Regions from separate parts of the Mus musculus genome. Here regions 2, 3, 4, 5 and 6 are each linked to region 1. The links are chromatin loops, found by intact Hi-C in ENCODE. Cell type or tissue: gastrocnemius. All regions are shown on one strand. Region 1 overlaps Pdgfra (platelet derived growth factor receptor, alpha polypeptide). Region 2 overlaps Scfd2 (Sec1 family domain containing 2). Region 3 overlaps Scfd2 (Sec1 family domain containing 2). Region 4 overlaps Lnx1 (ligand of numb-protein X 1). Region 5 overlaps Gm6116 (predicted gene 6116). Region 6 has its middle 89 kb from the start of Lnx1.

Evidence for each region. Peaks named below come from ENCODE experiments on the same cell type or tissue, not always from the same donor. Only the 100,000 strongest peaks of a DNase experiment are listed, where the experiment ranks them.
Region 2: it touches region 1 in a loop (7-fold over the local background); 30 of 42 quality-filtered maps call a loop at or near these places.
Region 3: it touches region 1 in a loop (8-fold over the local background); 32 of 42 quality-filtered maps call a loop at or near these places.
Region 4: a loop joins it to region 1, with 4 times the contacts of the local background. A loop is called at or near these places in 27 of 42 quality-filtered maps.
Region 5: it touches region 1 in a loop (5-fold over the local background); 27 of 42 quality-filtered maps call a loop at or near these places.
Region 6: it touches region 1 in a loop (3-fold over the local background); 30 of 42 quality-filtered maps call a loop at or near these places.

Annotation. Positions count from the first base shown.
Region 1 is chr5:75,153,858-75,158,857 of GRCm38, reverse strand. All of the region lies in intron 1 of Pdgfra (platelet derived growth factor receptor, alpha polypeptide), which reads right to left. Among named protein-coding and RNA genes, the nearest start is that of Pdgfra, 4.1 kb to the right of the region's middle. In gastrocnemius, CTCF peaks have their summits at 1,610 (motif pointing right), 2,460 (motif pointing right) and 3,050 (motif pointing left); DNase peaks (open chromatin) are centred at 2,481, 2,957, 3,765, 4,728 and 2 more places; H3K4me3 peaks cover 4,609 bases; H3K27ac peaks cover 3,178 bases.
Region 2 is chr5:74,308,490-74,313,489 of GRCm38, reverse strand. The region is part of intron 5 of Scfd2 (Sec1 family domain containing 2); the gene reads left to right. Among named protein-coding and RNA genes, the nearest start is that of Gm32064, 5.6 kb to the left of the region's middle. In gastrocnemius, a CTCF peak has its summit at 1,909; a DNase peak (open chromatin) is centred at 1,900; H3K27ac peaks cover 1,994 bases.
Region 3 is chr5:74,431,532-74,436,531 of GRCm38, reverse strand. All of the region lies in intron 4 of Scfd2 (Sec1 family domain containing 2), which reads left to right. Among named protein-coding and RNA genes, the nearest start is that of Scfd2, 98 kb to the left of the region's middle. In gastrocnemius, a CTCF peak has its summit at 2,561 (motif pointing left); DNase peaks (open chromatin) are centred at 2,544 and 3,586; H3K4me3 peaks cover 264 bases; H3K27ac peaks cover 893 bases.
Region 4 is chr5:74,639,391-74,644,390 of GRCm38, reverse strand. All of the region lies in intron 2 of Lnx1 (ligand of numb-protein X 1), which reads left to right. Among named protein-coding and RNA genes, the nearest start is that of Gm32304, 5.8 kb to the left of the region's middle. In gastrocnemius, a CTCF peak has its summit at 3,086 (motif pointing left); DNase peaks (open chromatin) are centred at 3,052 and 3,257; H3K27ac peaks cover 1,010 bases.
Region 5 is chr5:74,959,134-74,964,133 of GRCm38, reverse strand. It overlaps Gm6116 (predicted gene 6116), which reads right to left. Exons shown (of 5, transcript NR_045866.1): 3 at 1,828-1,895; 4 at 715-822. All of the region lies in intron 1 of Gm52778 (a long non-coding RNA gene), which reads left to right. Among named protein-coding and RNA genes, the nearest start is that of Gm52778, 12 kb to the left of the region's middle. In gastrocnemius, a CTCF peak has its summit at 2,774; DNase peaks (open chromatin) are centred at 1,116 and 2,770.
Region 6 is chr5:74,789,847-74,794,846 of GRCm38, reverse strand. No RefSeq gene overlaps it. Among named protein-coding and RNA genes, the nearest start is that of Lnx1, 89 kb to the right of the region's middle. In gastrocnemius, a CTCF peak has its summit at 2,489; DNase peaks (open chromatin) are centred at 1,305 and 2,419; H3K4me3 peaks cover 1,043 bases; H3K27ac peaks cover 4,819 bases.

The sequences.
Region 1 (5,000 bases):
TGGCCTTGAACTCAAGCTCTCCTGCTGCAGAGCGGTACACCATCAGAGCTAGTCATTCCACTGCAGAAGTGAAAACTCCTAAGGTGAGCCTCCTACCAGAGACCACAGGCAAATTTGAAAGTAAACAGGATGCAAGCTTGCTCCCAGAAGAGCTACCACTCCCCTGAGGCTTACTCCCAGCTTCCCTGACAGTAAGAGCAAAAAACATGGATTTCGCTGCTCAACCACTGGACAATGAAATCCACCCCACCCTGTCCCAATTAAAGACCACAGGAGGCTCTCAGCCACCAAAGCCACCGAGGTCCTTCAAGATTCAGATTTCTGAGGTTTGGTTAATTTCAGTTCTCCTAAGTTAATTCTAACTATGAAAATAGCACATCTAGGTTCTTGTTTTGTTTCTCCTCTCTCTTTATTCGCTCTCAGAACTTCAGCCCAGGCAGCTTAAATATGGGTCTGCAATGGTGGCCACTTCTGCGTTTTCTAGCCCAAATTGTATTTCCCAGGACCTGTACCCCACCAGGGTCTGCGGTGTTTTGATCTGCCAAAGTACAAGATTAAATGTTCAATAAGAGACAGGGGCTGGGACACTTTTACACACATGCATTTTAGGGGGCAGCCTGGGTTCATAGACCTTTCTGGTCTCTTTGCACCAGATGTGTAACTCTGAAAGAATAAAATAACACATCCTTTCGACTGTCACTAAATGAAAAGAAAAGTCATCAGGTGTCTTGAAGTCACCAAGCCCACACGCTGTGTTTACAGAAGGAAAAAAGCCTGCTCCCTTCCTTTCAGGCCTGCTCACATAAACCCCGTTCATTATGTACGTGTGAAAGAGTAGCAATTAGGGCTCGATGTAGCTCAGCCACACTGGGCTTACTGAGCATTTGGAAGGATTGAATTTGATCTCTTGACCACACACACACACACACACACACACACACACACACACACACACACACGTTGGAAACTACACAAATGTCTGAAAAATAAAATCTGTTCCTCTGGAGATTGTTGCAGACTCGCAAGAAAGAAAAATTAATAAAATCATCTTTGTGCTCCTCAAGAGCAAAAAGGGGGATGAAGGGATAGCACAGTGGTTAAGGTCACCGAATGGTCTCTGGGTTCAAGTCTCTATACCGGCACAGCAGCTCAGACTCAGGAACCTGACACTCTCTTTTGATCTTAGAAGACACCAGGCATGCACAAGACTCATATATATAAATATGGGGGAACCCCCCCACATACACTTGAAATAAAAATTTAAAATTTGAGAGGGAGAGGGGAAGGAGGAAGGAGGGAGAGGGGGGAGGGGGAGAGAGGGAGGGAGAAAGGGGGGAGAGAGGGAGGGAGGGAGGGAAAGGGAGGGAGGGAGAGAGAGAGGGAGAGAGAGGGAGAGAGAGGGAGGGGGAGAGAGAGAGAGAGAGAGAGAGAGAGAGAGAGAGAGAGAGAGAGAGAGAGAGAGAGAGAGAGAGAGAGAGAGAGAGAGAGAGAGAGAGAGAGAGAGAGAGAGAGAGAGAAACTTCCCTCCTACCAATATTTGCTTGGAATTTGCCAAGCCCTCTCAGAGGCATATGCAGTTCCTCAGAGTAGACAGCAGATGGCAGTGTTGGTTCAAGAACCAGTGTCCTGTTGTCTCTGAGCTGCAGGCGCCATTGAAACCAGTTCTGATTTTAAAATGTCCCAACTTTAAAAAAAAATCGTAGGTTAATCTTTACTTTTAGGTCTTGTGATGACTTGTAGTTGAGCTCCTAGGCGTGGAAGAAGAAATGACAAAACTCCTATCTAAAATGCTAAATTTCTTTGGGGACCTCCAGAGACTTCACTGAGGAACAAACATACCGCCATCGTCACCATCAGCATAATTATCATCACCACTGCCCAAAGAGGGACCAAGACACAGCCGTGCCTTGAGAGCCAGGAAGATAGCGCTGTGGACCAGGTCTCAAAGATGTTGCAGAACTGGTCACTTGGGTTTAGGGGAAACAACACCCTTTGACTTTCCACCTCTCCAAGCATGAAGGCTACCTAGACCCTGCCAAGAGAGACCACGACGCCTTTCCCTGCCACTCTGTTCTCGCTGCTCGTAAACCCGCCCCCCGCGGGGTCCCTGCAGCCCAGTTGGTTAGAAAGGACTATTTCCATTGCTCGGTAACGCGGGGTCTAAGACAGCAACAGGCCAAGGAAGCTTGAGCCGGCCTGGAGCGCACACGCCGGCTACTGTCCCCCAAGATCTCCCTGGATCCGGAATTCCACCGCCTCCACCCACCTTCTGCTAAATTAAGACGCCCCAATTCTCCAGCTCAAACCCGGACCCTCAGCCCACTCTTGTCCACCCAACGCCTCTGCGCCAACGCAGTGCCCGCAGGAAAACTCAAGAGCGACCCAGGTGAGCCCAAATTCCAGGCGCACTGGGCTCCCGGCTGGGGACCGCTCGACCGCCCAGGGCTACTGGGACAAGGGTCGCGCTGCGGGAGCCACTAGAGGGCGCGGCAACCCCGCTGATCTTACCCGCTGGCTCCGGCGTCGCTCAAAGCTCAGGCTCCGGGTCCCCTACAGCGCTGCGCGCACTGGGGCCGATTCTCTCTGAGGTTCCGCGCTAGCACGCTCGGGATCCCGACCACCCCTTCTCTCTGGGTGTCTCTCTGTGTCTGCCTGTCTCTCTGCCTGTCTCTGTGTGTCTCCGTCTCTCTGCCTCTCCCTCACTCTCTCCGTGTGTGTGTGTGTGTGTGTGTGTGTGTGTGTGTGTGTGTGTGTGTATCTGTGTCTCTCACCCCCCTCCCCAACACCCTCTCTCCCTGTCTCCCTTAACCCCCGCGCCACAAGATCGCCACCAGATACCAGGCGACACGGATCTACCCGACGATCCCAGGCCCAAGCCCAAGTCCCTTTCCTTCCAGCTCAGGACTGCGGAGGCCGCCGCGCCCCAGGCTCTATGCTCAGCGTTTGCATTGTTTTCAACTGCGACCTGAGAGGAGACTGGGCAGGGTGGAGGGAGGGGGCCAGGTTTAGGGTTACAGGCGAGCCACAGCGCCTCCTGCAGGCCAGCCAGCACCGACCGCAGCCGCCAGAACCAAAGGCTGGACCAAGCTCTGTGATTCGGGGTCTGGAGTGCCCACCTTGCCCCTTTGTTTGCCCTGCCCCTGGGCACCCCTGCTCTACTTCATGCCTCTAGCTTCTCTACCTTCCGGAAGGAAGGGAACTGAAGTAGAAGAAAGAGACTCTCCAAGTCCGTGGCTTACATTTATCCCCTTTTACTACCGTCTAAGTTCCCAGCTAGTATTGGTGGTCCACCCTTCAGTTTAAAACAAAAGAAAAAAACATTGAACTACTTCAGAGGGAAAAAAAAAAAAAGGCACCGATGAGGTCGGGAATCAGAATGCAGTCAGCGAAAGCTGCGTACTCTGCATCCCACACTGAGTACTCTCCTACAAGACCCACCCTCCTCCTCCTCCTCCCCCTCCTCCCCCTCCTCCTCTTCCTCCTCCTCCTCCCCCTCCCCCTCCCCCTCCTCCTCCTCCTCCTCGTCTTCCTTCTCCTCCTTCTCCTTCTCCTCCTCAATGCTGATGCCTCCGGCCAACCCAACCATCAGCGGCCAGACTGTCGCTGAGCCTCTCACCTTTGAGTCACCTATCCAGCTTTCCAGTCAGCAACCTTTAACCTGGATGCTACTCACTGAAGGCCCGAGGGGGATCCCACCCCTCGAGGTCACCAGGCAGAAGGATGGTCACCACGTCCCCAGGTCCCGCGCAGCCTAGGTCCTGTCCCCAGGAGGCAGAAATCCCGCCCGCCAGCTTCGGCGCCTGACGCGTTTGCAGCCTGAAGCCCCTCCCCCTGCATCTCTCCCCAGCCCGCGCCCAGGAAGAAAGTAGAAGCCCCTGGGCCCAGAAGTGGGAGGCCAGGTTCTGAGTCTGAACCCTGCGGGTCTGCAGACTCCAGCAAAAGAAGGGATCCGGGGCAATAAACAGTGGAGTTGGACTGTGTTCTCTTTCTTTCTTTCTCTCCCGCGAGCTTTAGAAACCCAGCTGTACTAGAGACAACCCAAAACAGGACTTTTGCAAGGGTTCCTAAGCAGGAACTGACCACGGCGACAAATTAATTGGTGTGTCACACACACACACACACACACACACACACACACACACACTCCTGTTGGGAAATCGAAGGAGTCCTCATCAAGAGGAATTTGCAAAGAAAGAGGACGAGAGGAAGGATGAGATGGAAAGCCTTGGTCAGGGGAAAATCCGAGCCTAAGAGAGGTTATGTAAACTCCAGTGCGACGGCAGAAGAGGTGCGCCCGAGGAGCGCCCTGAGCCCCGAGCCTCTTCTGAGACTTTGGGTGTTAAATCTGGGGCTGTACAGCTGCAGACCACAGTGTGGGTTTACACTAGAGGCCTCCTCCGGCTCCTCAAGGCTGCCTAAGACTGATCCGAAACCATTCAGGAGAAGCAATTCAGTCCAAAACATTGAGCAATTCCGCCACGAAGCCAAAAAGCCGTTTCCCACACCGCCCAGCCTGGGGCTTTTCTGGGCAGCTCTGTCCGACGCTGGGCAGCCCAGACTTTTAAAAGTGCCACCCACGCCCCCTCCCCAGCTTGGGTTCCCCCATGCACACCCTCCGGGTCTTCTAGAGGTCTTAGCAGACCTGGGAGTTTCTAAGCGCGGGTTCTGCAAGGACTCCCCACAGCAGACAAACAGGCCAACACTTCCTTTCTCGCCAAGGCTGGTCGCCAAGTCACTGGCAACTCCTGCACACCTGGCTGCGAGGCTCTGGCTTGGTCCTGCTGCAGACCAGGGCCGAGTCATACTGCCTTACTCTGCAGACTGCCCCACACGCCTTCCAAACAGAAAGAATCGCCGACCTCAGAAGCTTCAAAGCCAAGAGATCGCTTCCTGCTTTCCCGGCCCTGCTCGAGGGAAGTTAATCTCACATGTATAAACTGATTTCCAAGGGAATAACGGTGAAGGAGGGAAGGCTGCGCGGAGACCGCCCCTGAGTTTTG
Region 2 (5,000 bases), 850 kb after region 1:
TGGAGTTGTAACAAGCATCCTGAGCTGACAGAGAAACCATCTGACTGCACCTTCAGTTTACGTGTAAGAGTCTGATTCCCACCAAGAGGTGCCGTCGCCTCTCCACTCACTCAGTCCCTGCTGTCTCCTCATTCCTCAGCACATCCCCTTTGTTTTACAAACAGATCCTTATTCTTAACCCCAGAATTGATTTTAAAATAACTTATTGTTCCTACCATTGGATATTTTTAAGAATCATACTTTGATGAAATCCAAATGGCTTCAATTTAAAAGATACAACAAGGTTTTATCAAACACTTTTTTAAATGGTGTTATTTAGGGACCAGACACAGTAGTGCATGCTTGCAATCCCAGAGCTTGGGAAATAGATGCCGGAGGATGTAAAATTCAGGGCCAGCCTGGGCTACATACTAAGCACTTGTTTAAAAGTTTTGTTTGTTTGTCTGACTGTCTGTTTATTGTGTTTGTCCATGCACAAGCCTGCATGGCATTCAGTCTCCTTCAAGATGCACACAGAAGAGGTCCACCAGCATCATTGGAAGTTTGGGCGAGTTGCATCGCTCCCACGGCACGCTTCTAGTAAACTTGTTTCCTTCATCCTCTCTGCTTCCGTGTGATTGAAATGTTCCCGAGTTGGTTTCTTCAAAGTGTCAAGTGGTCCGCGTGGTGCCCTTGCTTTTCATGTGATTGAAATGTTTCTCACATTTGTCCCTTGTGGGTGTCATGTGGACCGTGTGGCGCCCTTGCACAGCCCTTCCCAGCATTTGATGAAGTTTCCCTTATTTTTAGGAATCTGAAAATAGCCCATTGTATTATAATTAGCCAGTGGTAACCACCCAAATATGATTAGTATGGCAAGGACTTCTGCTTCTTCTCTCTTCCAGGGGAGAGGATGTGGGTGGGGGGAAAAGGCTGGGTAATATTTTGAGCATTTTTTTAATGTCGTTAAATACTTAAGAAGCCTTAGGAAATATTTGTGTTTTCAGGTTCTCTAGGAGGCTTTTGAAAAATACTTACACAGCTAATTTCAAACGAAATATTTAAAACTCTGGGGAGCTAAGTCTTTCACTTTTATCCTAATAGAGCCACTTATAGTACCAGCCTTCAATTTGTCTAGTACAAAGAAAATGAGAAACCTGCCCATGACTAGTGAGCTCAAGAGTGGTCTCAGTCAATGGAAAGTTCATTCCCAAAGTTCTGCACAAGTATTTAGCAGAGTTTTAAAAATTCCTATTGTAACAGTTTTGCCCAGTTTTTCTGACTCTCACTAAGCCCTAAGAAGAACACACTAGCGCAGACAAGATTTACCGTTTGCTTGGCTGCTTTTGCCTCTGTATGATCCAGGAGTGCTAACCCAAAAGATGCCTGCAGCAGTAGATTACTTCCCATGGCAACTGACTGCAATGTTACAAACATGAAGCGTTGGCCAGTTCTGCCTGGAGAGTAAGGACAGTTCCTGTTCGAATGGGGTCACTCAAAACTGAGGCCAAGGGTGACATGATCAGAGCCGCTTCCAGCATGTGTCCTTTCAAAGAGATGTTCTCATCGCCCCCAGAGCTTCATTTTAACTTGTGAGAGTTGAGCTTGTCTGTTGTTGTTGTTGTTGTTGTTGTTATTTAATGTTTTGTTTGCCTTTTTATTTCCCTACCCAAGTTGACCCACTGAGAAAGAAGTTATTTTTAGCTTTGGAAACCTCTGTAAGAAACAGTCTCTGCCTTCTAACTAAACTTTACAAGAAAGATTTATTTTGGAACTTTGGTCAAAAGCATCTGTACTCTGCTGGACAAACATCTGTCTTCCAACAAGAGTTGCTGGCCTTCTGATGCTGGTTAATCTGGGTTTGTACTTCAGAGTCCCACAGAGCAGCGTACACTCATTTGTTGATCCATAGCGCCTCTTGGTGGCCAATGTAGGTTACTGCAGAAGGAAAATGAAGCCCCCTCCCTTTCCCAAGTTTAGCAAGTTCTTAGAGACAAGTTTTAATGCAGGCACAGCTTGAAGATATGATCTGAAGAAGCTATGGGAGCACACGAGCTGGGCCGCTCTGCTAGAGCATGGCCATGGCAGAGGATCCCACTGAGCTGGTGTTGTAAGGACGATGGGAAGAGCCACATACTGACCAACCTCAGCCTTCTCTGGTCTGCCTGATTGACAGCATGCGCTTGACAGACTGGGCTGTTCCTGGCAAGCCTGCTCCCAGTTCCCCTGTTGCTTCTTCCATGCATGGGCATAAGATTATAGATGGGGTTTTTGTCATTAGGATGCTTGCATTCTTTACTGTCAGTTCCTTCTAAGGAGAGCTGTTGTCTTCCCCACCTCTGAATCCCAGACACGAAGCCCAAAGTCTGGGTGCATGGGAAGTGTCTAAGAACCAATCGTGATGCATGAAGACATAAAATTCATAATTATGGACTGTCCTAACAACACAGGCATATTCTTAGTTTTCATTACTGTACTTCTCTGTATTTACTCTTGTTAAATTCCCTTAAATATAGTGATCTCCGCTTGATGAAAAACCTAGGCAGAAAATAACAGCTCCCCACCCCATAACAAAGCTGGGCAGTTGAAAGGCGTCCCCCACTTCTCCCTTCTGACTTTCTAACTTTTAGTTATCTGCTAAATCATTACCTTGCAGTGTCAGTTTGTATTCAAAACATCTGCTAAAACTACTTCACCAGTAACATTTTCTAGTGGAAACTAGCTTAGAGTAAACCTAGTCCCCTATCTCCTAACAGCAGGCAATGCCGAATTACAGTGGCTTTCACAGACTAGAGATCCATGCTATGTCTGATTGTACCCTAACCAATTGTATCAGGGTGTGCTATGTAGAATTTTTAAAAAAGATATATCTGGCTATGTTTGAGAATTGAGCTGTATCCCACTGACCTCATATGTGTGTTCAACAAATATTTATTGATTTCCCATTGTGTACTTGGCATTGTGTAGGGTATGGAAGTAGATAAGTGTTTTTCTTCCCTAAGTCTTGTGAGGAGCCCCAGGCACCCTGATGCAGTGCACTCTGAGCTGTCATGGAATCATGCGTACCCAGCAGGCTAAGGCAGTGTAGGGGTGTGTCTGCAAGGGAGCTGCACACTGATGCTGTATGGATGGACTCTGTGGCCTTATCAAGGCAGCGAGCCACCTCTGTGGAGTCAGTCTGGGAGTAGTGTCTTGGAGGAGAGAATAGCCACACAAATAACACTGCATTCCACACATAGAATGTTCACATGGGCAAGGCAAGGAAGGAACGTGTGGATTGTAGGTGTGGTGGATAAGAACAGTTTCTGCCTGTAATTCCTCTGATCCCAGCCTTCAGCATCTTTGCTGAACTCTGTGTATCGGATCTTCATGCAAGGCGTTTCTCATGCCTGGAACATCACAGCCTCTGGTGTCAGGTCTAACCTCCTTTCATCCTGCAGAAAGTCAATGCAGCAGCCTGTGCATCTTCATTCCAGTGCCCACCACACCACTATATGACACAGTGTGTCCCCCTCTCCTCTATACACAGGAGAAGTGTTCTTCCTCTACATATATAAAGCGTGTACTGTTTTTCATCAGTACCTAATCCTCTTTTTGGTATTTGGGGCTTAATAAAGATGCATTGATCAGATCAGATAATTAATTTAATTCCTAATGGCTCTCTGATGACATATCTCTGTATGTAACTTCAGGACCCTGGATATTTGTGAGTTTATCCTTTTTATTTATTGCTAAAATGAGAGGAATATGGAAGGCCTCCCTATGTAGAATTCAAGCCAACATGTCCTTTTTCACAGTAGTAGACCTAAGACAGTTTGGGGTGTCTCTATCAAATACCTCCCCTCAGGGATCAGGGAACCCCTTGAAAGAAGAGGTGGGGAGAGTATACGAAGCAGAGGGGAGCGAGGACACCAAGGAAACAAGACCCTCTAAATCAACACTGTCACAGTTTGTATGAACTCACAGAGGCTGAAGCCGCAATGCACCAGACCTGTATGAGTCTGCACCTCACCCTCTGAGTAGATAGTATGCTTTCAGCTCAGTGTCTCTGTGGGATCCTGGGTGTGTGCATGAGTGGGTCTCTGATTCTTTTGCCTTCTCTTGGGCTCTTTTTCTTCTGTTTGTCTTAACCAATTCTGGTGTGCTGGGTTTTTTCCTTTTATATTTTATTATAAAAAGCATATTCTTTTTATTGTTGTTACATTTACTTCCTATGATAGCCGGGTGTGGTAGCACACACCATTAATCCCAGCACTTGGGGGGGGGGGCGCAGAGGCAGGTGGATTTCTGAGGTCAAGGCCAGCCTGGTCTACAGAGTGAGTTCCAGGACAGCCAGGGCTACACAGAGAAACCCTGTCTCGAAGAAAAAAAAAAAAAGGAACATTTACTTCCTATGTATGTATATATGTATGTATGTCCACCTGTGTCGGGATGCATATGCCTGTATGTATGTATGTATGTATGTTCACGTGTGTCGGGATGCATATGCCTGTATGTATGTATGTATGTATGTATGTCCGCGTGTGTCGGGATGCATATGCCTATATGTATGTATGTATGTATGTATGTCCACGTGTGTCGGGATGCATATGCCTATATGTATGTATGTATGTATGTCCACCTGTGTCGGGATGCATATGCCTGTATGTATGTATGTATGTATGTCCACGTGTGTCGGGATGCATATGCCTGTATGTATGTATGTATGTATGTTCACGTGTGTCGGGATGCATATGCCTGTATGTATGTATGTATGTATGTCCGCGTGTGTCGGGATGCATATGCCTGTATGTATGTATGTATGTCCGCGTGTGTCGGGATGCATATGCCTGCATGTATGTATGTATGTATGTATGTTCACGTGTGTCGGGATGCATATGCCTGTATGTATGTATGTATGTCCATGTGTGTCGGGATGCATATGCCTGTATGTATGTATGTCCACGTGTGTCGGGATGCATATGCCTGTATGTATGTATGTATGTATGTGTGTCCGCGTGTGTCTGGATGCATATGCCTGT
Region 3 (5,000 bases), 720 kb after region 1:
TCCCATAGATTGGTGGATGGAGAGATCTAGGACTTTCTGCTGGTCAACCTCATCATGATATCACTTGGGGTCCTTCAGTAGGTCCTTCATTAGTATAAGCTTATATGTGTTTAAGTGGGGCTTGTTGGACTAACTGAACACACTTGTAAAACATTAAGGCTTATTTATTTTGTGTATCAATGTTTTGCTTGTATGTATGTATGTATATACGGCATTTGTGAGCCTGGTACCCATGAAGGTCTGAAGAGGGCATCAGATCTTCTGCAGTTAGAATTACAGGTGGTTGTTGGCTGCCATGTGGGTGCTGGGAATTGAACCTAGAGCCTCTGCAAGCAAGGGCAACAAGTGCTGGTTATCACTAAGCCATTGCTCTTGCCCCTGAAGACAACCTAGTTCATGAAATCCTAAGGGATTCTAGGAGCTCTGTGTTAGGAATCAGGGACAAAACCAAAATATATTTCTTATTATATCTCACAGTGCCAAGTTCATACCTTGTTGTTTCTAGTCATCTCCTTGTTCATCATAAGATGTATAAAAGGAAGAGAGATGAGAAATAAGCAGTTATGTGGTATGCAAAGATTCTTTTGACAGAGAAATGGATGAAATAATGAAGAAAATACATTCCTCTTAGGAGAAAATGCTTCTTCCTCTTCCATCTCAGAGCGACACTGTGAGATGAAATAAGTGCATGCTTTTGGAGGGGTGCAGTGCTTTCATCAGCCTGACTACAGAAGAACCTTGACCCTCACCCAACTCAAACAGCCTTGGCAATGGGATTTGGCTTGGTGAGAAGCTAATTAGAAGATGGGACTTTTAGGTACTCTTCAAATGACCCAGAGTTTCAAACAGATGTTTGGGGAAAATGCATACCTGCTGCTCTTCCATTAGCCAATTACTCTGTTGCAACTGTCACAGGCCCTCTTTCTGCAATAATTATGAAGAATTATGTCCCATCTGGCAGCTCAAATGTTTAGCTCAATTTGAAGGAAATTTAGTTGTAATTATAGGGGCAGTGTTTCTGTTAAGTCTTGAAAAGGAGCCTCTCCCCACTGCAAAAGCTTTGCTGGAAAGGTACAGCACATATTGGGGAGGGGGGAGTCTCATAGAAGCACTAAGTGCATACTGTGCACACACACACACACACACACACACACACACACACACTCCTGGAGAGTGTAAAAAAAGTACATTCTCAGGAATACAATGAACCATAATATAACAAAGTACTAAAACCTAAAATCTATTACATTTAAATGTAAGCCTATGGATTCTTGCTGGCTTATGGAATTTCAAAAAATATTTTGTATTCTTAGAGTCCCTTTGTAAATTTTAAACCATTAATTTGTATATCTCTAGAGACATGATTTTAATATTTTTTCCAGTGTAATTATGAAATTGTAAAAGTTTATTTTTGTTTAAATTTAACCTTTCTTAACACAAGTGAAAAAAAAACCAAGTTGAAATTGAAGACAAAGAGAAATAATCACTTACTAAGACTGTGGGAGTTTTGATTCTATTTTAATTATTTACTAAAAAACAGTCTCTGTCTGTATGTGTGTAGTCTGTATGAGTTTATGTGTACCACATGGTTGCAGTTGCCTGCAAAGTTCAGAAGAGGGCATCAGACCCACCCCTGAAACTAGAGTTACAGGTGGTTGTGAGATGTCTAATGTGGATGCAAGGAAATGAACTCAGGTCCTCTGCAAGAGCAGTAAGTACTCTTAACTTCTGAGCCATCTTTCAGGCTCCTTGTCTTTTTTTCTTTTTTTGAAGTCAAATAGTGAATTGTTATTTTGTTTACTAACCTTGAAATATACACTTGGATTTCCACTATGTATGGTAGATAAAATTACTTCGATAGATGGGCAAGTTTTATTCTTGGGACCTGGGAAAGGTTTAGCCTCTCCGCGCACCCACTCAGAACTCCAAAGCAGCGTAAGTGCTGGGGAGCAAGCATGCAGCCCAGGTGTCAGTTTCCTCCTTCCGAGAGCCAGCCCAGCAGATGGAACAAAAGAGTTTATTTCTGGAAGATATGAAGACATTTTGTACTTGTAAATATTTTCTTACCCCATATTTTTAAAATTATCTAATTAGCATGGGTCACATTGACTTGTATTTTATAAACCAACTCTGCATTTCATTTTAGACCAAGGTTCATTCATTTTTTTTTTTTAGCCATCTCCCAATGTGATATTATATTTACAATAAAGAACATCTGGATATTTGCAGTTGGAGAAGTCTTCGTGCTTTTAAAATATGACATTGAACAAATAGTTCTCCATCAACGGCTAAACAGCAATCAGCCATGTCTCGGATATTTGGGTGGATTTGGTTTTGTTATTAAAAACATTTGTTTTTGTATCACTTAAAACATCTTAATATGGTATGTAGGTATGTAGGTGGTGAAAAAGCAGGTTATGCTACAAGGAAAAACTCTGAAATTTTGTAATAATTAGGGTAATAAGTCTAAATGAAGAATAATGGCTGGGTTTCCTTCGGTCTGGCCTTGATTCTTTCCAAGTGAGAGCACGGTGGTGCAACACTGCCCCCTACTGTATGTCTTTGCCCTGCCCTTTGAAGGAATCTCAAAAGAAAAAAATTGGAAGAAATCAACAGCTTGGGACAAACCTATCTTCTTACATTTGGTATTTTAAAAAGGTGTTGTAGAGAGTACTCAGCACAGACACTCAGAGGATTAGTAGACTCCTCGCTTCTGTGGTGCCGTTTACTTTCTTACGGGGCGTTGCTGAGGTAACAGATGACACGTTTTTGTTTTTCCCCTGATGGATGGTAGTGGAGGTTTGTGAATGTGCTTCTGTTTCAGTTAGCGCTTGTCTCAAGGAATGGTGCATCTTTGAAAAAAAACGCACAGGATCTCTTTGAGGCTGGAAAGAATAGGGCTTTTGTCCATTTTCATGATAGCTTCAGTATTTTTAATAACAGGACCAAACCTTGAGGTAAAATGTATCAATTTAACCAATCACATCTTGGAGCTCATCCAGGCTTAACTGTCTATAAACAACTTTGTCTTATTTTGTGTAATAGAACCCTTAAATTCATGTGCAAGAGTCTTTGGCACGGATAACATTTAAACTTTTTCATTTTGATGAAAAGTTGAATTCCTTCTTTTCCCTTTCTAAGGGTATTACTTTAACAACATTATTTTGATGACATGTCCTTTGCAAATGCATACTTTCGGACATTAAAAAACAAATCGAAAGCCACTTATCATATGAATCATTGTTAAAGTCAGCTGTAATCCGCTGTGTAAAATCTCCCTGTAAAGGCACACAGGCTAGGGGCTTAAACCTGGAGCACATTAAATTAGTTCCAGTCTCTGGCGAACTGGCTTTGCCTGCCTTGCTTAGGCAGGCAAACCGGAAACAGGCAGTTTATAACAAGAAGTCTGCCTCAGAAACCATGGGGTCTATTGGAGAAAGATTTATAGCCCCACTTATATAAACATTACAAATGTGGACTCCGAGTAGGAGGGGAACCGTTATCGAAATCTCCCGAAGAGCTTTTTCATTGTGAGTAAAATGGACAGCGTGCACTGTTGTTTGAAGACCCGCCAGCGTTTCCACAGCCGTCCTCTCCACTGCTCTGCCTGATTAAAATGGAGCATTGTGAAGACTAACCAGACCACCTACTTCTAATTTGTTTTCACAGTAAGACTGCATTGGCATCAAACCTGGAGCCAAAGAGACTCTGTGCCAAAGGAGAAAATTATCATTTTGGAGTTAAAGAAAAAGGAATATAATTACATGAAATCTAGGGGTAATGGAGTCTGGACTTCAGTTTATACCACTGCCTGAGTTTAAGTGATTTTTACATATAAACTCTTTCCTAGATATCGTGTTGTCTTTGAGATTGTAATAGAACCCAGATGAGGCTTGAAATATTTGGTCCCATAAAATGAGGAAGGCTGAAAGGAGAGATTAACATTTGAGATTAGAAAAGCTATTTATTTGATACTTCACATATGGCGAGCTGAGGTCTATGGGCTGCACGTCTGTGTTCTTCTCATTTAGCTTTATCTCATTTGTAATGTCTTGAAACTTTCCACATAAATACACTTTCTTTTGCCCAAATATCTCTAACAGGGCACTAAAATCAAATTCTCTCTTTTCTTTTGGGCTTGTTAATAGTAGCTACTGTCTTGTGGGTCCAATCCAGGTGGTGCTGAGTCCACTCTCCTTAGGATCTCTGCAGCATTCCTGGAAGATAGCGAGCACATCTGTTTTTAGCATTTTTAACTCAGTCCAAACATAAGGTTATTTGGAAAGCACCTTTAAAATAGGGGCTGCTGTAAGAAGGAACACAATGAAAGGTTGTGACTGATAAAACATGAAGCCAGGATCCTCAAGAAGAGAGTGGAGTTGAATGTCGTATGCAGCACACCCATAGAAAGGTCCCCATGTTTTCTTTGTCCATCAGGTCTGTTTTCTTTGATAGCAAGAAAAGCCACTCCTCTAATTTCAGCTGGTGAGCAGAAATGAAAAATCTGATCATGTGTCACATCAGAGAACAGGTGGACTCAAAGGGAGGTTCTGAGCAGTATCACACGACTAATACTAGTGATAATTTTACTGGGTATTATTTTAAATTTTTAAAATTATTTTTATTATAACATTCTCATTATTTTTGAGAATTTCATATACCTGTGCAGTATATTTTGATCATATTATGGACCTCATGTATCAAGGCTTACATATGCTATGTACCAGACTTAGTGTCTTATGTATATATGTCTTTACTGTGCAGCAACTCCAGTTTTGAAATGAAGAAGCTGAGATTCTGAGTTTGGGACGCGCTCAGCCACTGTGAGTGGCAGTGACTGCTGTGACCAGCTCTTCTGGCTCCCAAGCCTATGCTCGTTACCTGCTTAAGCACCACACAATCCATGTTGAGCTCTTCACCTTAAAAGCCATTTGGAATCTTGTAAAGCACAACCTGTAATCCCATGAGTGTCTAACCTGCTCCATTCCACCCCATGAGTG
Region 4 (5,000 bases), 510 kb after region 1:
GGAGCTATTGGCAGCTGAGGGCTGATGTTTGAAAAGGGAGAGTCTGTTTCTTAAACAGTGTACACCGTGATGGGTAGATCACCCTCCAGTGATAGCGTGGAAGCAAGAGTTTGTGGGCAGCATACGCTGTACTTACATAAAGGTCATGAAGTTGAGTAGGTAGGGAAGATAGGAATGGATGTGGGAGAAGTGGGGGAGGAGGTAACCATGACCAAGTAGAAGTTATTTAGAATGTTATTTCAATTTTTCGTGCAGTTTTTGAACAAGGACTAGGCTGACCAGTTTTCACACAGGTAATTACAGTCAAGATTCTAATTACTGCTAATTACTACAATATTCCCACATCGCCCTTCAACAAGTGCTTCAACAACGAAGGCTGAGAGCCGACTGCTTACTGATGCTTGATATCGTTCCTCTCACAGATCTCAGGCTATCGAGTATGCTTAGATTCCATAGATTCCAAAGTCATTCAAGATAAAATTAAAAAAAAAAACTTTAATGTGATTTATCTTAAGCCCAGAAATATCACTGGGTTTACTAAGATGACCTTTTAATGTAGCTCCTGAGATATATAGAAGTTTCAGAAATAGGGGCTGGAAAGATGGCTCAGGGGTTAAGAGCACTTGCTGGCCTTATATTGGACTCCATTTTGGTTGCCAGCACCCAAAGTGGTCTTACAACCACTTGTAACTGCGCTCCACATAGACATAACATAATTTTGAGGTCACGAAATGCGATTTGCAGAAAGAGTACTAAGTTTCCGTTAAAAATGTTGAGAAAGAAAGGAAGTTCATTGAGCAAACAGAAACTGTTTGGGAAGATGGAATTTTTATTCAATTTGTGCAACAACAACAAAAAAAAAGACTTTAGCACAAAAGAACCAAATGTCTTCGTGGGGCACATTGACAAACGGGGAGGAAGAACGCAATTTCTCAATATCCAAGTGTCAAGTCCTGTGCTTTGGAGGGTCTGTGACTTCCAGCCTGGAAAGTGTTAGACAGAGGAGGCCTTTTCGTAGTTACCCAAGGAGTGCCACGTAATGGATGTGAGGGAATGGAGGAATGGTTTTGAAATGTCATCTGGAAATAATTTCCACTTGAATGCCATGTCACCTTCTCCCATGTCTATCTCCACACGGAGCTGTGACCCCTCTGCACAGCCCCTGGGGTTGAATGGACTTCACAAAAGCACAAAGACCCAAAAAAAGACTCCTGCTGACATCTGGGTGCCCAGGCTATTTGGAAAGCCCATCAGAAAACCACAGTGGTCAGGCTGCCTTGATTCCTGTTACCCCAAAAGCCGTTTCCCATCAACCTTGAAGTAAAAAACATTTGATCCGTAGTCCAGTTCCCAAAAATGTGCTATTTATGTGTGTGTATGTGTTTGTGTGCGTGCGTGTGTGTGTGTGTGTGTGTGTGGGTGTGTGTGTGTGTGTACATACGTGCATGTGCATGCTTGTGCATGCTACAATATTAAGAATTAAACATAGGCCTGTTACATGCTCTGTGGTCTCTGCCCCGGACCCACATCTCCAATCCTCTTTGCCATTTATTTTGGTTTTATTTGCTGTTTACTTTGATATTGGGTCTCGCTCCCTAGGCCAGGCCAGTTTGGACTCCCTCATAGATAACGCAGAACCTATTATCCTCCTGCCTCAGCCCTCTGAGTTCCTGACATCACAGGCCTATGCCTCCAGGGGGAACTCATTTCCAAATGTTCTATAAGTAACCAAGTAGAACAATTCTCAAAGGAACCAAAAATAGCAGGGACTAAAGTTGGGCAAAAAGCTGCCCTCCTTCCCTACCCCTGCGTACATATTCCCAATCCCTAAACAGTTTACAGAAAACCCTCATTGTCTGTAGCTTGGGACTCTCCAGCTCCCCTCCCCCAAAATGTCCAGGAAGAGAAGTTGATGACCTCAAAGAGGCCAGAGAGTCCTAGGATGGATAAACTGTCTTGACATCTCTATGAAGAATTAACCTGGCATGTGGACTGTGCCCAAACCCTCCACCATCCCTCATCAACCTCTGTCAATTGCACATCTGGTTTGAGCTTTGGAATTCTTCCGAGGCACCCCAGGGAGCAGCACACATATTTATCAGACTCCCCTGGCTATCTGCTAGGCTTTGTCTAAACTAAACAGGGAGTTTATTCTTCAAGTTTCTGGGAAGTACTGGAATTGCTTACAATGTAGAGCTGCAAAGGTTGCTGTAAAAGAACATATTGAAGCAGCCATTGGAAGGAGGGACATTTTGGACATCCGTCTAAGAGAATAGCATCCAAGCGAGCATGCACTCGGAAGCATCTGAAACCAGGAACTCCTCCACCACATCCCTAGCTTCCATTAAATCTTTGGGCCAAAACATAGGAAAAAGGGGGACTATGTACTACTGTCATTGGTAAGAGCATCCCCTTGGGGTCACAGCCCTGATTTCACACTGTCTGCATTAAACAAGGTAGCCAGCTCATCTGGTATGCCCAGGACTGACCACTTTTTAGATGATAATTCTGTATCTCTGAACCAGGTTAGTCCCGGGAAAACAGGGACTGCTAGTCACTAGAGGTTAACCATGACCTTGGGCAAGCTAAACTGTATATTGTTTCCAAATCTGCAAAAAAAAAGAGAGATTGATCAAGCTTGCCTGACAGGTTTTAACAGGGGTAAATAGGTTAAGTGTAAGTGCTCAGAACTGAGCCGCCTTCAGGACAATGAATATTGCTTACTTTGTCATAGACAAGTATGCAGAGGATTTAGGTCAAGATAAGAATCCCAATACTATGTCTGGCTTCCAACTCTTGCCACTGTGTTGAATCTCGTTGTCTGTACCTGTAAAGTGGGGGTATAATATCTCCCAGTTAGGACATTGTTGAATAGGCTAAACCCCAGTTCATGCCTGTTATTAAAAGCACTAATCTAATGACTGTCATAAGCACTGTCATGAACAATAGCAAACAGGGCACACTGGCCAGCATGAGCTACTTGCAGTGCCTCCTCTCTTGAGAAAGCCTGCTTTCAACAGCGAATACCCTGCCTTATGCATGCAAGAGAAAATAAAGTCTGGAACTAAAGAGCTCCCTCTAGAGGCAGAATAAATAACCCACCTAGCAGTGCCCATGAAGCCCAGATAGGAACCTTTTAAACTTCTGCTTCTAGGACGAGGAGGCCAAAGCTATTCCCAGAGATAATTAGGTTATTTCTGGAGATGGGGATCGTCAGTGAAACAGGAAGCCCAAGGGCATGCAGGGACCTAGGATGTGCACTCTGCTGGCAAATGGCCCTGGTGACAGGGCAGAGGCAAGGACACAAGCTGTGTGGTGCTTGTGGCTCGTGTCTCTCGGCCTCAGGCCTGAAGGCACTGGCTTGATGAGAGCAGGCTACGCTTGGCAGATCACGCTGCCTGAGTTCTTCTCAGCAGCCACCCAGTGGATGATACAGTAGTAAAGAATAGGATATACCCAAGAGCTGCTTCTAGATTTCCTTGGGTCTCCCCTGCTTCTTGTGTTCCAAGCACCTCTTGCTTATCAGCCACCCACGTGCATGGCATCTTACTGCCCTACTGTGCACACCTCAACCAGAATTCCACCGTCCTCTCCAGGGACCAGCTGTGTGATCCTGGGAAGGTTCTCTGTGCCTGGAGTATACCAGTGTTTTCCTCATAGGGCTGGTGTGAGGACTGAATGGATCAATACATGTTTCACAACATGCCTGGTCCGTAGTGCATAGCACGTAGCATAACTGTCAGTGTGAGTTGCCCCAACTGTTGATGATGAATTTGAATTGTGAACTGAGGTTCAAAGGATCAAACACAGTGCCAGAGCCATTTACATGAAGGGAAAAGAGGTCCAGTTCCTCTCTGTGCTTCTTTTCCTCCTCACTCCATCCCTCAAATAGAAACTGGCCCCGTTCAGAGACTAGCCAACCGTATCTCAGGCATACAGACCATCTTGGGTAAACTGAGTCACGCGTGCCTACTGAGGTTGGCATCGGACCCTTCATTACCTGTGTGAACTCTATCCTGAGGGCACCTTGTCCCTCCTCACACCCCATGTCCACCTGGGAGCCCCAGGCAGCTAGAACGCAAGTCCCCATCTCACATGGCTTCTCAGCTTGTTTGAAAATTTTCCTTTCTGGTGTTCATTAACAAGGGAACTGGGTGGCTGGAGAACTGGGGACATTTTCCCCCAGCGGTTTGGAGGCAGAAGAGAGGAAGTGATCCAGAGAGGCCATGTGTGGCTGGTGGGGAAGCCTGTTGGCTCTTTAAGATGAGCTCCATCTAGGTTCAAATTTATTCTCTCCCTCTAAGCTGACTACCAAGAGTACACTTGCCCACTGATCCTGCTTGACTCCTTAACTCATGCCAGCCTCACCCAAGACTACACATAAGCACCAACGCTTATTGCCGACATGGTTTCTGGTAGCAAACAAGTGACCCTGTGGTCCCATCCCACATGGAATGGGAAAGGAAGCATGGGGTTTAGCCTAGAAGGGGGATCAAGAGAATGTTAAGAGTAATTTCCAGAAAGTTCCTGGAAGGGGGCTTGTATTCAGGACCAGAAAGCTTGGAAACTAAAGCAATCCTGTTGGTGGAAACTGCACTGTTGCTTGAGTCTCTTCCAAGTATCATGATGAGAACTAACCGGCAGGGATGGGTCTCACTGGGGGTGGGGCGCGCGGGGAGGTGCTCAGGAGCCTCTGTGGGAGTGTTCGGAGGATGATGGCTGATGCACTTATTTTTATCTCAGACACAGTAGAGATGTCTAGTGTTTTCCATTCCAGGACTTGTGAAATATTGCCATATATTTAAAATATAGCCTGCCTCCTCCCCCACTCCAAAAAAAGGATTAAGGCAGCTTGCAACTATTAAACCGTGTCTAGTCAGCACAATTAGAAGCATAAACAGAAAGTATCTAAAAACAGAAGGAAGAAAAAAATAGCTGTTCTCAGCCCCCCCACCCCATCCCCCGGAGCTGTTTTAACACAGCCTGTGACACCCTGTCTG
Region 5 (5,000 bases), 190 kb after region 1:
GCCGCTGAAGGATATGAAAATATGAATCCTCAAAGAAGTGTGGGGGTCACACCCTCTTGTCTTTCAGAGAAGAGAGTCAAAGTGGCAAGAGACCAAGGTGGTATTGAGGATCCAGCTCTTCGGAGACGGTAGTGTGATTTGGCATGGCCCGGGGTCTCACGCGTTACAGACAAACGCTCTAACACCAAATTACAGTCCCAGTTCTGAACAGTAATCACATGGGATCATGTGAGTATCCCAAAAGGAAAGTAAGAGCTAGTTAATGAGCGGTGTTGCTGCAGGAGACTGCTGGCAGCTAAACCTATAACCCATAGCCTGAGCAGGACTCACTCTGGCCAGTATTAGTGGCTCCTTGAGCGCCTCTCTCCACCTGCATACCCTCGAGGTCCTGCTCAGGACCACACAGATGTTCCTTCAGCAGGAGGCTGACCTAGTGACAAGTGTGGACAGGTGTAGCCTCAGGTGTATCTAATCACGTAGAACCAGTATGGCTGAGATGTAGGGTTGCTGTGAAATTGGTGTAAACAATTGGTTACACACAGCTTAGATACAAATTCACAGGAAATCAAAAGGGAATCAGGCACATCAATGGTCTGGACAATTGGGAACCCTAAGCACCCTCATATTCTAGCTCTAAGAGTGGTCTTGATAAATTCTGGAGGGCTAAGTGACTCTGGGTACCCATGATGGGCCATAGCTGATGGTGACACTGACCTGATCTTGGAGTTCCTTCAGGTGGCCTTTAAGGGTCTTCTCATTCAAGGGGGGAGGTCTTCTCTGAGAGTCCAGAACACTGAGGATCAGATGGAGCTTATCAGACACCTGCAGAAGAACGCAGCCAAGATCAACTTTAAGGCTTCCAGAACTTGCGGGGCTGCTCCCTCGGGCAGGAATTTCTCTCTCTCCTCTACAACAGGAAAGGGTCTGGGTACGGGGTGTGGATCTTCCTCCATATACCCAGCTGACCAGCCTTTCTCCAGGTTATACTTCCGGGTCTACAAATGTGTTTCAGAGCCCTTTTTGACCCTCCCTGCCCCTGTGCCTGATTCTTGGACCGCCAGGTTGGAAAGAAGCAGGCAGTGCACATGTGTGTGCCAAATGCCTGTGGCTCTGCTCCCTCCTGGCCGTCTGCTGATTGGGCTGTGTGGCAGGGGCTGGGAACAAAGTTCCCTTCTCATTCTTTAGTGATGTGCAAATGCCTCGCAATTGGCTCACATGGAGTAGTAGCTGAACTTGGGATGGAGACATGTTTTTGTTGGCAGGAGTACACATTCGACATCTATGTACATGTGTGTCTACTTTTTGGCAGACTGCAGAAACACAGTGGCTTTGGTCTTTCACAAATCTCTGTGTACTAGATCCTACAAAACCTCACGGTCCAGCCCAGTGCCTGTTTCCTATACGGAGTTTTAAAGGACAATACCATTCTGTGATTGATCACCTTTACTGCAGCCAGAGTACTCCAGTAATGAAGAGTAAATGACAGGAACCACTAGTGGTTACAGGCAACCCCCAAGACTCCAGGAGGGGCTTTATAAGTGGTCACCTAACCTGCAAGCGTCTATCAACAATGAGAAGTGAGGTTCCACCTGTGATAGAGTAGGGATGTTGCCTCTTCCCCCTGGGTCCCCTCTCTAACATCACGCCTTAGGGAGGGAGGGGGTGATGGAAAGGCTAGGAGGCCTTCAGGGGAGTCAGTAGGGATAGAATTAGAGATTTATTTATTCGAGATTTACAGGGTCTTCAAGTATGGTCCACACGGATCTTCATTCAGAGTAAAAAAATGTTGCTACTCTTTGGAGAATAGAAATGGACTCAGCAACATACATGTTCAGTGCATCCTTGGGACATCATGGGTCCTGTTATAAGTTCAGTGTGTCCCACAAAGCTTGAGTCTGAAAATGAGCAGAGAAGAGAATGGAGAAGAAGCAAGAGCCAAATGCTCTTAGCTCTCCCCTCTTAATATATAAAGTTCGGCCTATGTGTGCCAGATTCACCTTTGATCATAGTTGAGTTGAGTCCTATATATTCAGTCTCATAAAAATTATCGCTATTGTTGTTTTGAGATACTGTCTCCCTCCATAGCCCAAGCAGACTTTGAACTCTTGACTCTTGAGTGCTGGGATGGAAGGCATTCACTGCCAACACCCAGCTATTATTACTATTATTATTCCTACTGTAACTCCATGGTGCAGGGGTTTGAGCATGGATCTTACACAGTGGGCCAGTGCGCTACCACTGAGCTATATACTTAGGGCTTTTAGAAAAAATGATTGGATATTCAAAATACACATGGTGCTTTAGGGCTGTGGAGTAATTTTAGGCAGAACAATGCTTTGTGTAGAAAGCCGTGCCTTCCCAACACTCCCAGTTTCTTCTCTTGGTTCCATTCTCCAACCAGTCCCTTGTTGTTAAGGGTAGTTTTGGTGCAAGATGCCTGTGGACTTCCATCTCTGACACCCTTCTGCTCTGGGCAAATTTACCAAGTCTCTAAGTGCCATTTCTGTATCTGTCTCCTGGGGCAAGGTATGTGTAGCAGGGCAATGTTGAGGACTTAGAACTGAATCTGACTCGCGTGCCCATTAGATATCAGTTTGATTAGAAAATGCACACGTTCCAGTTTCTTTGTAATTAGTCCATGTGCTCCAGTCCCCCTCCTCCCAAAGCTGTGAGCTCAAGATGGGAGACAAATGGAAAAACTTCTTCCTCAGAAATTCCTCTGAGGAAAAAAACGTCATTCCTCAGAAATGTGTAGGCGTGAGCGCCATCTAGCTGTGCTCTGGGTACTTCTATGATCACCAGGCAGAAAGTGAACAGGCTGGGGAAAATGTCCTTTGATCTGTCAGGCGAAGCAGAGCAGTCCCGTGGCCCTGTGGCAGGAGAGAAACTCAGAAGGCCTGTGTCTGAGGATACTGACTTCCATGAGAAGGGACCGGTTGTCTTCAAGAATATTAAGGGATGGAAGTCGGCAGGCAAGGGGACAGTTTAAGATTGGAACACAAATGCAGGGGGCACAAAGCAAATGCTTGTGTCTTGTGAAGCAGCAGCAGGCATGTGATTCTAAAAGGGTGATCATTAAGAAAGGCCCCTGAGAATGTGGAAGAAGGCCGTAGAGATGGATGACCCTCCAGGATGACGCAGATCACCAGCTACCTATTAACAGAAGAGTGGCAGAAGCAAAATCCAGCACAAGATGATCAAAAACCAAAGGGAGAAGAGACAGACGTCGAAAGGAAGACTGGTTCGGTAGAAGTGGAGTTGAGTGTCTACCTCGGTCTCTGGCACCCTCTGCTCTCTATTCAGCCTGGGGTAGGATGGAAAAGCTTGACTGAACAGAGAGGCTCCCAGGGAGGGAGGGAGGAGTCAAACTGCAGAGAAAAAGTCACCAGGACCCTTTGGAGTTGGCTCTACGAGGAGCCGGTGCCTGTATTAATGCTGGGTTCCTGTCTCGCGTTGCTAACACCCACGCCGGCAAAAACAAGGCACCGCTCTTTCTCCTCTGCCTGTGGAAATCTACCTGGGAGCTCGGCAAACCTAATAGCTCAGCAGCTTCCCTTTTATCAGAAGCCTTTGCTGGCTGCTAGCAATCAGCCCTGCGAATGGGTGTGGCTGCCAAGGCAGAAGACTGTGGCTCATACTCAGACTGCCTTGCTGTCACAGTCCAGATGAATACATTGTAACTGGAGTCCAGCGACAACATTGTTTCAAACTGGCATCGCCCTCTTGATCCCTCCATTAACTAACTAGCTCATGCAATACTTAAAATTCCAAAGGGGAGATGTGCCTCCAAAACCTCCAAGGACACAGAGAACAAGACCAGGGGATTTTAAATGTCTGACAAATAGTAGGCACTGAATAAATACTTATCACTCTTTCTGAGAAGAGGAATATTTGACTTTTCCTCTTGTGTCTTTTCATTAATAGCTCCATAAAACCTTTGCTCAGGGCTGGAGAGATGGCTCAGTGGTTAAGAATGCTTGCTGTTCTTCCACAGGACACCAGTGACTTTCCAGAACCCACAGTAGGTGGCTCACAACTGTCTAGCTCCAGAAATGCCAATGTCCCTTTCTGGCTTCCATAGGAACGGTTTCCATTCCATGCCCAGACACAAGAGAGAGAGAGAGAGAGAGAGGGAGAGAGAGAGAGAGAGAGAGAGAGAGAGAGAGAGAGAGAGAGAGAGAGGGAGAGAGAGAGAGAGAGAGAGAGAGAGAGAGAGAGAGAGAGAGAGAGAGAGAGAACCTTTGCTGGTTTTGTTTATTTTGGTTTGGTGCTGAGGTTGGAGCTGGCAGGTGTCAGGCACGTGTTCTAGCGCCACATCCAAGCTGCACCGCACCTTAGACAACTTAGGAGAACTCTCAGCAAGGTCACTGAAAATTTTCAGGTCTAACTTAGGGCCAAGCCAGGTTAATTCTCCCCCTCTCCCTTCCCTTTCCCTCTTCTTTCTCTTTCTTTGTGCACTCTACCAACTGAGCTACATCACCAGCTCCTGAGTCATAGTTCTTGAGTTTCTATGATATGTCGATCACGTGCTACTTTCACCATAACAACACAATTTCAGACTGCTGAGGTGGGTCAGTGCAGGGAGGGGCGCTGCTCAGCACACTTGAGGATCTGAGCTCGATGCCTAGGAACCACACGGTAGCAAGAGAATTGACCGCTGAAAGTTATCCTGGTCTCCACATGTGTGCTGTGTGGTACACATGCCTATTCTTACATATGCATACACACACACACACACACACACACACACACACACACACACACTGAAAGTAATAAGCAGATCTGGAGAGATGGGCCAGTGGTTAGGAGTTCCAGAGGTCCTTAGTTCAGTTCCCAGCACTCACATGGTGCTTCACAGCCACTACAGGATCTTATGCCCTCTTCTGGTGTGCAGATGTACACGCAGACATAACACCCATAGACATAAACTATATAAACAAATACATTTAAAATTAATTAAATGATGAAAAGGTAATAACAATGCTCACTAATTCTACTAG
Region 6 (5,000 bases), 360 kb after region 1:
TCAAATCTTGGGCACCCGGGGTTTCCAGAGAAGAGAGAGCGTGGGGCAATCTCTCCTGGGAAACCACTGTGTATATATTCATGCCCCTTCCCTCAGCCACAACACAGATAAACCCCAGTGCTCAGCACCCAGACCAAAGCAGAGCTTCAGTTGTGTTTCCAAAACTCCTTGCTGCATCTGCCCCAGCCTTTGCAACAGCTGCTTTCTCTTCATCCCCTGCTCTAGATTTCCAGCTCTGGAAAGTCAGGGACCATAGCCACTATTTTAGAATTCGGCACATAGCAGATATCTCAGGACTGTTAGGGATGTTTGGATGAATAAGGAATAAAAGCTCCATACAGGTAGGATGCGAGAGTTTGAGCATGAAGTGTCGCCCCCCCCCCCCCAAAAGAGGTTCATGCACTGAAGGCTTAGACCCCAACTGGTAGTGCTATTCTGGTAGGTTCTAGAAGCCTTAGGAAGTAGAACCTATATGGAAGAAGTGGGTCAAAATGGGTATGCTCGTGAGAGCTATGACAAGTCCCCAGATCCCTTGTCACTTCTGCTTTCTGGTTAGACATACATGATGGTACCACCATGACCCACGTTTCTCCACAGAACCAAGTAACCATGGACTGAGCCCTTTGAAACCGTGAGCCAAAAGAATCCTCCCATTTAAATGTTTCCCTTAGGTATTCTGGTCCTGGCACCTAAAGTTCTAACATATAGGTCCACCCAGTCCCACCATATATATGCCATTTGATTCTGTCTAACGGTAAAGTTGCCTTAGTTCTAAGGGGAAGAGTGTACCATCCTAGAACAGAAATCCCTGAGGGTCCCAGACTCAAGAGACAATTGGGGTCAGAACTAAAATCTTCAGGAAGCTAAGAGTTCCCAAGTGACATGAGCCCTCCCTGCTCCCTGCAGCTGGCACTGGCCCTAGCCTGAGTACTGGCCTCTTATAGGCCTCTTCTTGTCTACATATGGTTTCAGCCTTCCTCTAGGGGGCTTAGAACTTAGGCTCGGGGCTAACAACTACATCTGGGAGGCTCTAACCCAGAGAAACACAAAGACCTCTTTCAAAGTACAAGTACTGAAAAAAAAAATATAATCTCAACACTTCCTCCGTATGCGTCATACCTTTTTTTTTTTTTTTTCCTGATGTCAATAGCATGTTGGCCGATTGGGTCTCAGAGACCATGTTAGGATGAACACTGGTTGCTGTGTTTAATTAGAAGGGCAAAAGATAGAGTAGCTTGGACTTTGAGCAGAAAGAAAACCAAGAGGAGGAGCTATGAGGCCTGGCAGATGTTCTCTGACACAGTCAGTCCCTGCCAGCTCTGGGCCCTGTCCCACCCCTGTAGAAATTCTGGCAAGTCCTATCGTTATTTTTTCTAACCTGTCATTATCTGTCTCCTGGAGGTAATAACTTCAAATTTCATAGGACTGTTCAGTGAAAATTAAACAAAAGGAAACACATCGGATACTTTCTATAGTACTAAACATATAGCAAGTATCTGGCACCAGTATTTTTGAATCATAGACATTGCTTTATTGTTTTTTGCTTTGCTTTAAGATTTGCTTGTAAGATTCTAGAGAGAGGCAAGCGGCCAAGGAGAAAAAGATGATTAACAGTTTCCAGGGACCCATGCTGAAGTAGTGGTAACGCTGGAGTGACCCCTTGCTGGGGCACAGATGTTCAAGCCTCCAGATGTTCACACTGGACTGGTTTTCTGTATGTAGCACAAAGGAGCTGAAACCCAAACAGGTCTGGGAAACTTGTACAAGCACAAAGTCAGTCGGGAGCACAGCGACAGTCTTAAATCAATTGCAAATAAAAGCCCCAAGAAGGAACTCTACTACCGCCTGCACCCGCGGTAACCTGGAAAGCTTGCTTCTGCTTCGGGTTTCTCCACATTATACAAAGGAGTAGGAGAGAGAGAAGTGGGGAAAGAGGAGGGGTGAAAGATGGGGAGGGGAAGGATGGAGAGGAGGAAGAGGAGAAGAGAGGGGGAAAAGGGAAGATGGAGGAGAAAGAAGAGGGGGAAGAAAGCGGTGGGGGGAGACTTTTTAAACATTCCTCCCCCAACTTCCTGCCTCCTGGAGAGAGGAGCCAGCAGCCACCAGAGATCTTAGAGGGACGCCTTGTGTCTGGGCCACCACGGGCAGTCAAGGAGCCTTGCTTTTGGTCCTAGGGGAAGCTGTCCCTTGAGGAGGCTGCAGTGTGTCCACCAACATGGTTCAATGAGGGCAGTAGTTTGCACACATGGGGAACCACTAGGAATGACAGAGTCTAGCCCCGGGGCTATTTTAGGCCAGACCCAGAATTGGAGTCAGTGGAGGTTTTGTTTATGTAACATCTGCTCAAGGCTCTTTGGAGCAAATAACCCAGGCTTCCAGGCCTGCGCTCGCTCAACGAGCAGGGGCGTGGCTTCGAGCTTCCTGTTGTTCTTGGCACTGCTTCCCTGCTGTTGTGGCTCCTCTCCCAAAGCTGTTTGCTGCCTCCTAGGCTCAGCGCAGTAGCTTTCTCCTTAGATCCCTTTCTAGGGTCAGGATAGCTTGTAAGTAGCCATGAAGCTAGAGGAGATGGTACCGCAGGGACTATGCTCCAGGGAGTTGCTTCCTGACCCCCGGGTGTCCTGGCCACTTGTCAGCCTCCCCCTGCTTCACAGTGCCCGCCCGATCTCTTACTTGAACAGCTTTCATGACAGGTCTGGCATGCTAGACAAAAGATTCTGTTCTGTATTCTGAGAGCACAGATCTGAATCACGACCTGCACCTGATCCTTGCGGTCTGGAATTGTCTTTACCTGAAAAGCATATAAACAGGACTGTTTCTTGGTGTCCTCCTGCGATTGGCTCCAGTACCCAGTGGATACTGAGATGCAAGGATGCTCGAGTACCTTCTGTGAGATGGATAGTGTTTGCATAAAACCCACGCAATCTCCTGATTACTTGTTTCACACAAATCAATGTAAGTGCTGTGAGTAGCTGCAGTTATTGCTTAGGGGAAAATGACCAGGAAAACAGGAGTGTACATGTTTAGGACAGATGCGGTTGTTTTTCATAAACATTGTTGTCTGTGTTTGATTGACCCCATGAAGGCAGAGCAGACACAGTGGGTTACCGTACATATTATAATATACACTAATTTTCTTTGTTTCAGGCCTTCTCAAGGGCATGAAGACTGTAGCTTTCTAAAAATCCAGATAATGTAGGTACTGTGTATTTTGTCATGAACTCTTTGTATGTCTGTGTGTGACAATTACGTATGTGTATGCATATCTATAGCTATCTATATTTATATCTATCTATATATAATGTATTTTGACTAAATTCACTCTCCCCCATTCTTTCTTGTCCCCTCTTGCTGAACTCCATATTCCTTCCACCCAGTCCCTCTCCTACTTTCCTGACATTTTTTCTGTTCTTCCTCCCCGTCCCCACTCACAACTTACTGATTTTAATCAGCATTGTTTACATGAGCTTGGATAGGAATACTATTTCCTAAAGTCTGGACGACCTACCTGTGGCCAGGAGGAAAATCCCCTCCCCTCCCCTCCCCTGATACCCTGTTAGCTGCCAAGAACTCCTCAAGGAAGGCTAGGCCTCATGAGGAGGCCTCCCTCCCTTACAAATGATGGACCACTGATGGGCCCTCAGTGGGCAGGTAACCATGGCTACAAGTTTATGAGTACAGTGGCCATGTCATCCTGAAGATTGGGCTTCGCAGCACTCTTCCTCATCTTCTGACTTACATTCTTTCTAGTCCCTGCTCCATGATCCTCTTTGTGCCTTGGAGGGGGAAATACAGATGTGTGGATACACACAGAGGATAGCACTGTCAGAACGCCCCACTGCCTCAGCCGGTGGCAGAGGCTACTGCCTCACTCTCAGCATCTCGGAACAGGAAGCAACTCAATGTCCCACCAAAGTGAAACAGATAAGTAAACTTAGCTACACTCACACAGCATCTCATATACTCATACAGAATACTCTGCCTCTGCAGAAAAGAATGTGTCACCCATGCCCTCAACTGTACCCATGTCTAGATCTGTACCCATGCCCACATCTGTACCCATGCCCACATCTGTACCCATGCCCACATCTGTACCCATGGCCGTATCTGTATCCACACCCACATCTGTACCCATGCCCACATCTGTACCCATGCCCACATCTGTACCCATGCCCACATCTGTACCCATGCCCACATCTGTACCCATGGCCGTATCTGTATCCACACCCACATCTGTACCCATGCCCATATCTGCGCCTGTACGAGCAGGATATGAATGAAGTCTCTGCCAATAGGAACAACTTTAGGAAAAACTTTAATTTTTTCCTCATGTTTGAAGGCAAATTTTCAAGTCTCTAAACCCTTGCCTAACTTCTGCTAATCTTCTCTGGCGTAGAGAAGGGCGCCAGCTTCCTAATAGCTCTGCTTCCCACAAGCCTGGGGAAGTGGAAGCACAGCTCTTGGTGGGGAAGAACTCAACTTTGATTGTAGATTTTCTTATTCTTACTAAAACCCAATAGACTAGCCAGTTGACCAAGGGAAAACAGTTGTTTCAAATTAGGTATAATTTTGAATTAAGCCAACATCGGCTTAATACATTTCAACTTAGATATTTTCCTATACACAAGATATTTCCCTAAGTCCTACAAAGATCGATATTTGGCCTCACGCTTTGTAAAACATCAAAGCAAGCTTGTTTCTGACAGTTGTACTGCCAATGCCCTGGATTCAGAGGAAAGGATTTTTATAAAAATCATTTCTGTCCGGGGACGGAGTCTTCATTCACTCAAGTAATAGATTTGGAAACAAAAGCAGTTAAGACATGTACGCTCCACTAACAAGCCAAAGTGCTTGCAGGTCTGTAAAACATGGCGCTACTCCAGGCAGTTCATCATCCCATCCATCTTCCCCTCGCAGATACTCCATCAGGTTTGTGAAAATCTCTGGCTTTTGTACTTGGGTCTCACTCACCTGATACTCCAGTTTTCAGTGAAAGAGTATTA